2 separate regions of the Homo sapiens genome follow, and region 1 is linked to region 2. A link is a contact called in ENCODE Hi-C or POLR2A ChIA-PET data. All regions are on one chromosome and are shown on one strand. The core of a region is the stretch at or near the end of the contact, and the rest is flanking DNA. Distances in the headings are between cores, read along the strand shown.

Region 1 (3,649 bases), core at 326-2,825, 49 kb after region 2:
TCACCAAGGTAGTCTCTCTTCACAAGAGTTGAGGGTAGAGGTTAAGAGGCTCTGGAGTGAGAAAGTCTAGGTTTGATTCCTAGCTCCTTTCCTTACTCACTGTGATCCTGGGCAAGTCTACCTAACCTCCTTATGCCACTTCAGTTTTCTCATCTGCAAAATGGGGATGATAATGGTAACCACCTCTTCTGGTTTTAGTGAATGCTAAATAAGAAAATGTATGTCAGGTACGTAAAATAGTGCCTGGTAGATGTAAGTGCTCAAAACACATTCGCTGGTATTTCTCTCAGGGCTGTGACACGGGCTCTCAGTTCCTTGCCCTGGCTTTCTCAAGGGAGCCTCTGACTCCCACACTAGACCATGGGCTCCTGGAGGGCAGCAGCCATGAAACCATGGCTTTACATGCCCCTAGCCTTTGCCAAGCAAGGCCTGGCACGAGTAGAGATTCGGTAGTTCCGTTAGTAAGTGTGTGGGGTGGGGGTGAAGAGTGCTCTTCCAAGCCTCCATTTCAAAACAGCATTTTTTTTTTTTTTTTTTTAAGATGGAGTCCTGCTCTGTCGCCCAGCCTGGAGTGCAGTGGCGCGATCCCGGCTCACTGCAACCTCTGCCTCCTGGGCTCAAGTGATTCTCCTGCCTCAACCTCCTGAGTAGCTGAGATTACAGGTGCACACCACTAGCCCAGCTAATTTTTGTATTTCAAAACAGCATTTGAGCACCTACTGTGTGCCAGGCACTCTGCTGGATGCTTCACATGCACAATCACTTTTAACCTCTACATAACAGCCCAGCCAGCTATGTGGTATGACCCTCATTTTACAGATGAGGGAACCAAGTGTTAGAAGGACCAAGGCCATACCCGGTAGCATTTGTTAGAGGGGCATTCAGGCCCAAGTGTACCTAAGCGCATGCTGGAAGGGACAGTCAGTCACCATCACCACCAGCAGCTTGGACCTTATCCCTGTTCTGAGTGAATGGGAGGTAGAGAGAAGATGGAGAAGAGCTCGGCTCTATGAAGCTGAGGAGATGATGATCTCGGGGACTAGACATCTCAGGGACACTTTAGGCACAGGCTCAGAGTGCCACAGCTAGGTGACATCAGACAGCACCTCCAGTCCAACGTCCCACTGTACAGAAGAAGAAACTGGGGCCCAGAGAAGTCCACACTCTGGCCCTGGCTCAGCATCACCCAGGAACTTGTTTAGAATGCAGCCTCTCGGAATTGCCAGCTGATTTGTACGCACTGTGAAGGCTGCTGTGAGGACTAAATGAGATGGTGCTTCATCCTGTGCAATACATCATCAACACCGTCACATCCAGCATGCCATCACCTCTACCCCTCACCTGCCCTGACTGGGTCGGGGGTGGGAGAGGAGGAAACAAGAGTTTGACTCATTGGGGCTCGCTGCTGGAGGCCCTGAGATCCTCTGTGGTTAGGAGACAGTTAAAACCTCAGGGATGCCCAGGCCAGCCCAGGCCCAGCTGGCAGTAGAGCTTCTCTCCCAGCCTCCCTCTGCCTCCACCCTGGACCCTGGGAGCGGGTAGCGAGAGTGACTAAAGCCGGAGAGGCTGAGTAATCCTGGGACATCAACCAGGGATTGAGAAATAGAGAGACAGGAAATATTTTCAAGCCGGCATAAGAGGAGGAGGGCACACGGGAGGGGAGAGCCGGGATGCGCCTCGGTTTTTCTCTTCACGCACCAGCGCTCAGGTTTCTACAGCCCCCATTTCATGTCGCAAATCCCCGGAGCTGAGAGCTTTCTGGGGGCGGGGGAGAGGGGTTGAGTGGGAGGGAGCAGCTGCCCACTTCCTCCTCTCCTACCCCAGCTGGCCCCCACCCCCAGCCCTTTCATTCCGCTGACATTTCTCTGTTTTCCCTAATTAACTCCAAAAGGAAGCCAGATCCGCCACCGCCCCGCCCCCTCCCCTCCAGCCGTCAGCCTCTTCAGCCTTTCCCAGCCTGGGAATGGAAGGGGTAGGGGAGGGGGGCCCAGATCTGGCTTCAAAGAGCCAGGATTCCAGAGTGATTTAGGGGCTAGAGGGGGGACCTCAGAGGCGCCAGAGAAAGAGCGGGGTGGGGGGTGTAGTCTCCCTGCACACAGAAAAGAATGAGGAGGAACACGGAGAAGCAGGGAGAAGGGAGGCAGAGACAGAATGACAGGAAGGGCCTGACGGAGTAGCTAGAAGCTCGGCCCACCCACGTCCTATGTGCACCCAAGATCTCTGAGTAGCACCCCGAGTGGGTGCAAGTGACAAAGCCATCCCCCGCCCACCTCGTGGGGGGTGCCCTGAGGTTGGGCTGGACCAGGAGGGAGAGAAGATATGGAAATCCAGAATGTAAAAGAAAGAGAATATTTGCTCTGCTCTGCCACTAAGGAACTGTGTGAGCTTGGTCAAGTCTCTGCGTGGCTCAAGCCTGTTTTCCCATCTATAAATCTGAGGGGAAGAAGTTGGATTGCCAGCTTTGACTTTCTGTAGAGTCAGTTCTCCAGTGCCCCTCCCTCTACACCCCACTCCCCCCAAGGCCCACCTTGGTCAAGGACCGGGATTTTCTCTTGGTCCCAGGAGAGGCAGACTTAGGAGAGCCTCAAGAAGCTGGACATCTTCTGGCCTGGACGAGGTGGGGGTGATGCCTTCTCTCCTGTGCCAGCCTCTACTCAGGGAAACTCAGCCCCCAGCTCCCTGACCTCCCTCTGTCCTCTTAACCTACCCCATCCCAGGGCCAAGGCAGCAACTCCAGAGTAGCCCAAGGAGGCTGATTAGCTGGAACACAGCTGGCTGAGCTGCAAACCGCAGCCTCCTTGAGAGCATCCCTCCCCGCAGATGTTTATTTTAAAAGCCTCCTCCCAAGTGTCGGTTTTTACTCTCCCTCTTACTTAACCCCTCTCAGCAGCCCCACAGGCCTGGCTGGGCTGGACTTCAGGAACCTCTCTGGTTTCAGGGCTAGGAAGCGGGTGTGAAAGTGAGAGCAGGGCCTGACCCACCACCTCCACCCCCAGGGTCCGTTCCCCAGGGCGCAGGCTTAGACGAGGGTCAGGCCCTGTGTGGGCCAAAGGTGGGAGGCCTTGACAGGGGAACGAGCTGCATGACTTGCTTGGAGGGTTTGGGGCCATAAATACTGATTTCATTTCTGTTTTTAACATCTGGATTTAGGCTAAAAAGCTGCTTCCTGGCCTCAGGGCGCAAGGCCACAACAGCTAAATATACCTGTTTATTTCCCTCAAGAGGCCAACTTGGCATCTCCTCAGACCCAGCCGCCTGCCACTTTCATACTCAGTCTCTGGCCTCTCTGGAATCATAGCCCCACCAGACCTGGGACAGCTCTGCCTCAGGAGGCCAGCAGTCCCTGCCACCTCTCTCTCTGTCCTTCCGTCAGCTGTAGGCCTGGCCCCACTTAACCTCACAGACATCTGGGGTAGAGTTGCCAGATTTAGTAAATAAAAGTACAGGGCTCCCAGTTAAATTTGAATTTCAGGTAAACAATGAGCATTTTTTTTTTTAGTACATTATGTCTCATGCAACATTTGAGACTGACTTATGCTGAAATAGTACTTGCTGTTTATCTGACATTCAACTGTAACTGGGCATCCTGTATTTTATCTGGCAACCCTGATCTGGAAGAATAAAGCAGAGCTCGAGGAAGAGGACAGCC
Region 2 (3,723 bases), core at 1,119-3,618:
GTGAGATACAGCAGAGATTAAAACTGATCTGGAGCACCTAAAAAAAAGATGAAGGTACTTTGCCTTCTCATTCAGTCTTAAATTATGAATACCTATTTAATGTCAGATTTGTGACAGGGGATTATCAACTATTATTTCCAATTATCAAAACATTATTTCCATAATGCCTAATTGGTATTATCTTTGTTTTATAATTGAGAGATATAAAAGAGAATTAATATGTCCTTTGCTTGTTAAGATTTTATAGCAAGTAAACACCAAGCCAGAATTTGAGCCTAGATATATTGGGCTCAAATCCAGCACTTAGTGAAAGGGAGTGGCAAGAATGCAGGCATGTTGAGAGAAACCTCAGGTGCTTGCTTCCAGTGACTGACAGTGTAAAGTAACTGTGCTAGTGCTTCTTGATTTTTACCAGTGATTAGTGTCCTGATTTCTTCAACAAATAAATTTCAGGGGAAAAAATGAGATGGAGAGGAACATATAGATTAAGAGGGAATTTTAAATTTTATCAACCAGTACAGTATATGGAACTTATTTAGATCTTGATCCAAATGAACTATACAAAACACTTGACAGTTGAGACAGCTGGAAATTAGTGTGATAATGGTTTCATGGCATTTTTTAAAAAGTCATCATCTTTTAGAGATGTGTACAGAAATAATTGCGGATCATTATGGGATTTAGAAGTGGGGTGTAGATGAAACAGAATTGGTCACGAGTGGATAACTGTTGAAACTGAGTGATGTATGCATGGGGATTAATAATTGTGTTTTTGAATGTTTAATTTTTCCCATAATAAAACATTTTTTAATCCAGGAAAAGAGTTTTATTTCTAGTACCTTATTTTAATGCCTTTTCTTCTGCCCTCTAGCCTATTGTTTCCTTGCATAAACCTGTCCTCTTTGCTGACATACCTGAGTCCTTGTTTGGGATAGTGCCTGTCCTTCCAGTCCTTCCCCACCCACATCCTAGAAGCAGACCTCTTTTTAGCACTCCCTAATTGAGTCACCATCCTGGGTGTGCTGGGAAAGTATCTGTGGGAAACTCAATGACTATATTATCTGAAAGACCAAATGCTTGGTGAAGTGCCCAGATTTTTAATACTGCTTTTCTGCTACCCTTCCAGACTTATATCTGTCCCCTTCTTTATAACTCTCAGCATCTGGTTCTTCCTTTGGGATTCTGTGTGGCTTTGTTCTTGTCCTTTAGGTTTGTTCATTAATGCCAGTTTGCCCTGTCCCTCCTTACAGCTTGCACATCTGTAATGGTCTAGTTCTGTGGGATTTTGCAGATAGTTGTATATTTTGGCCAAGGTATCAGTGATACGGTTACCTTTGGGCAGGGATAACTGCTATTCGGTTGGCATGATATTTTTTCCTTCTATAATGTATACCTTAGTGATTGTTTTAAAGTGCTGAATTTATCCCTTATGTATATTACAACCATGAAGAATATAAATCAGAAGTCCTCCATTTGGGCAGCTTCTTATATTAACACTTATATTAACATTAAGACCCTCTTACTGTCTCCTCTTCCCAGAATTAGAGAGTTGATGTAGTGCTTAATAGACATGGCTTATTGTATGCTAGGTGAACTTGGCAATTCCATAGCTATGTTACCCTCACAGAAAGTTATTTCCTGGAGAGATTATTAAGTGTTCTGATCTTTCATATATGCCTGAGAGATCTAAGATTCTTCCACAAAGACCCTATTTCTTCAGAGAAAACTATAGTGATGCCAGAGTCTTTTTTTTTTTTTTTTTAACAACTTGTGATTTTTGTGCACCTGTGTTGTATGTGTTGCCATTATCTCACTTTAGGGACGTTGGATAAACTGGCGTATTTGTGCAGCCTCATTTAAGTAGTGGCAACCATTAATGACTTGTACCCACAAGTTTTTCCAGATAATTTCTGTTTTTTCCACCTTTCTTACATGTTCTTTTTTAGTCATAGGTACTTGGCTTACTCAAGGGAGGTGTAGCGTAAGATAAAGATAATGGAGGGTGTTCCCTGTAGAATAGGTACAAATGCTGCAGGCTTTATCTTGGGCAGAGCAAGTAGGGTTTTGGTCCTGAGTAAGTGAGTGAGGTTAGGTGGAGCTGCCTGTCTTCCAGCCGTGCGGATACAACTGACTCAGTCCGTGTTCTCAACAGTTTTTGAAAAGCCCATTTTTCTATCCCACTTACTCCCACCTGCAGTTCTTTAAGAACGTAGTTTCCAGGATGTCAGGCAACTCCCCACTCCTCCATTTCCTGTTTGTGGTCTTCATTGAGAGACGCCTTAAACAGGAATTCCTGGGGAAGTGCAGGCTATAGCGGTGGGATTCCGGGGGTCATTAGTCCATTATTGAAGCTGGGGAATCATGTACTATAAAAGGACCTCCCTTCCGTTCTGTTGTCTCCTAGAAACTATTACTGATCATAACCAAGCAGTAACTGCAACTCAGGGCTGTTGACTTGTGCCCTTTGTCTTTAGAGACTGAAAATTATTTTCCCTTCTTGTGCCTCAGTTTCTATTAGTTGAATTTTAGAGCTCAACATCAAGATTTGTGACAAAATTAACTTGGACTCTGTAGGACTGATTCGTTTGAAATGCAAAAGTAGTGAAGAACATAAAACAGACTCCCTATCTTGGCCGCCAGGGGGTGCCCTTTCCCTTCGCTTTACTGTCTGGCACTCCCCACCGCATTCAGCCATTTTAGACAGATTGTTTTTGCTCCCAGCTAACTCCATTTTGTATTTGTGACGCAGGAATAAAAAAAGGAGTTAGGCAAAGGAGGAGTCTGGTTTGCAGAGGGAGGGAGACTGGCTGAGGCGCAGCTACGTACTCTTTTACTCAGCAGTTGCTCATCAGGGACACACCTTGCTGCAGGCTGCCTGCATCCTGAGCAATCGATGCCGCAAGTCCTTGCCAGCGGAGCACAGAGCAAAATGGTTTGGCTGCCGGACACCTACTAACAGTGACAGAGTGCTAGCTTTTGAGGCAGCAGGCCAGGGCATCCCCTCTGCCTCATCTAGACTCTAATCCTGGGTTTAGGTGTTTTTGCTACAGAGATGTTTAGGGCAGTTTTCTTAATTATAGGATCAGATAAGAAAAGATACCCCCAAAAAAAGAAGAAAAAAAGGAACCCCTTTCACTTAGCTGTCTGGGAAGAATCAAATGCCCCAAGGACTCTAGGGAAATGGTCCTGAATTTTTTTAAAAAATGTTATTTTTGAAACCGTGAAAAAAATGCACGCACACATACACACATATATGTAAAGAGACTAGTATGAACACCCCTATGTCCATCACCCATTTAAAAAACTTAATCAACAGCTAGTCTTGTTTCATATACCTGTATCAACTTTGTCTTTGCCACCCATTATTTTTACATGTATCCTTGTTCATATTATTTAATCCTTAAGCAGTTCAGAATGTGTGTCAAAAAAATTAGGACTTTTAAAAGAAGATAATTACTACCATTATCACATTTAAAAAATTCTTTATCATCAGATAGCCAGTTAGTATTAAATTTCCCAAATTATCTTATGATAGTTGTTTTTTTTAATAGTTCATTTGAATCAGAGCCAAATAAAGTCTACACATTGCAGTTGGTTGATGTCTCTATAGGTTCTCTCTTATGCTCTTTTTTATTTTTTATTTTGCAATTTATTTATAGACTTAATTTCTTTTAAAAAGATCTCTGCCAGGCGCGGTGACTCACGCCTGTAATCCCAGCACTT

The links. Hi-C counts contacts between places; a loop is a spot of excess contacts on that map. ChIA-PET counts read pairs that join two places held with the same protein, here RNA polymerase II (POLR2A). Pooled maps may share reads with other maps.
Region 1: a loop to region 2 is called in a map of OCI-LY7, with 4 times the contacts of the local background. The contact joins the enhancer-like site here to the promoter of DIAPH1-AS1 in region 2. A Hi-C loop is called at or near these places in 9 of 168 maps with a recorded cell type or tissue (CD8-positive, alpha-beta T cell, MCF 10A, OCI-LY7 and 5 more), 8 of 37 single-sample maps with no recorded cell type and 20 of 50 pooled maps. POLR2A ChIA-PET finds 5 or more read pairs at or near these places in 14 of 52 experiments (A673, AG04449, AG04450 and 10 more).

Annotation. Positions count from the first base shown.
Region 1 is chr5:141,507,162-141,510,810 of GRCh38, reverse strand. The region is part of intron 3 of PCDHGA1 (protocadherin gamma subfamily A, 1); the gene reads right to left. All of the region lies in intron 3 of PCDHGA2 (protocadherin gamma subfamily A, 2), which reads right to left. All of the region lies in intron 3 of PCDHGA3 (protocadherin gamma subfamily A, 3), which reads right to left. All of the region lies in intron 3 of PCDHGB1 (protocadherin gamma subfamily B, 1), which reads right to left. It also overlaps PCDHGA4, PCDHGB2, PCDHGA5, PCDHGB3, PCDHGA6 and PCDHGA7, and 13 more genes. Among named protein-coding and RNA genes, the nearest start is that of PCDHGC5, 20 kb to the right of the region's middle. RefSeq lists enhancers at 206-295, 1,606-1,655, 1,470-1,970, 2,826-2,875, 3,146-3,195. Within about 2 kb of position 1,575, at least 23 of the 41 ENCODE cell types and tissues checked have a DNase peak (open chromatin) inside an H3K27ac peak, as active enhancers do; they include A673, OCI-LY7, dorsolateral prefrontal cortex and 2 more, where a contact is called at or near this core.
Region 2 is chr5:141,556,956-141,560,678 of GRCh38, reverse strand. It overlaps DIAPH1-AS1 (DIAPH1 antisense RNA 1), which reads right to left and starts at 2,368. Exons shown (of 3, transcript NR_038333.1): 1 at 2,192-2,368. All of the region lies in intron 18 of DIAPH1 (diaphanous related formin 1), which reads left to right. RefSeq lists enhancers at 2,483-2,777, 2,538-3,390.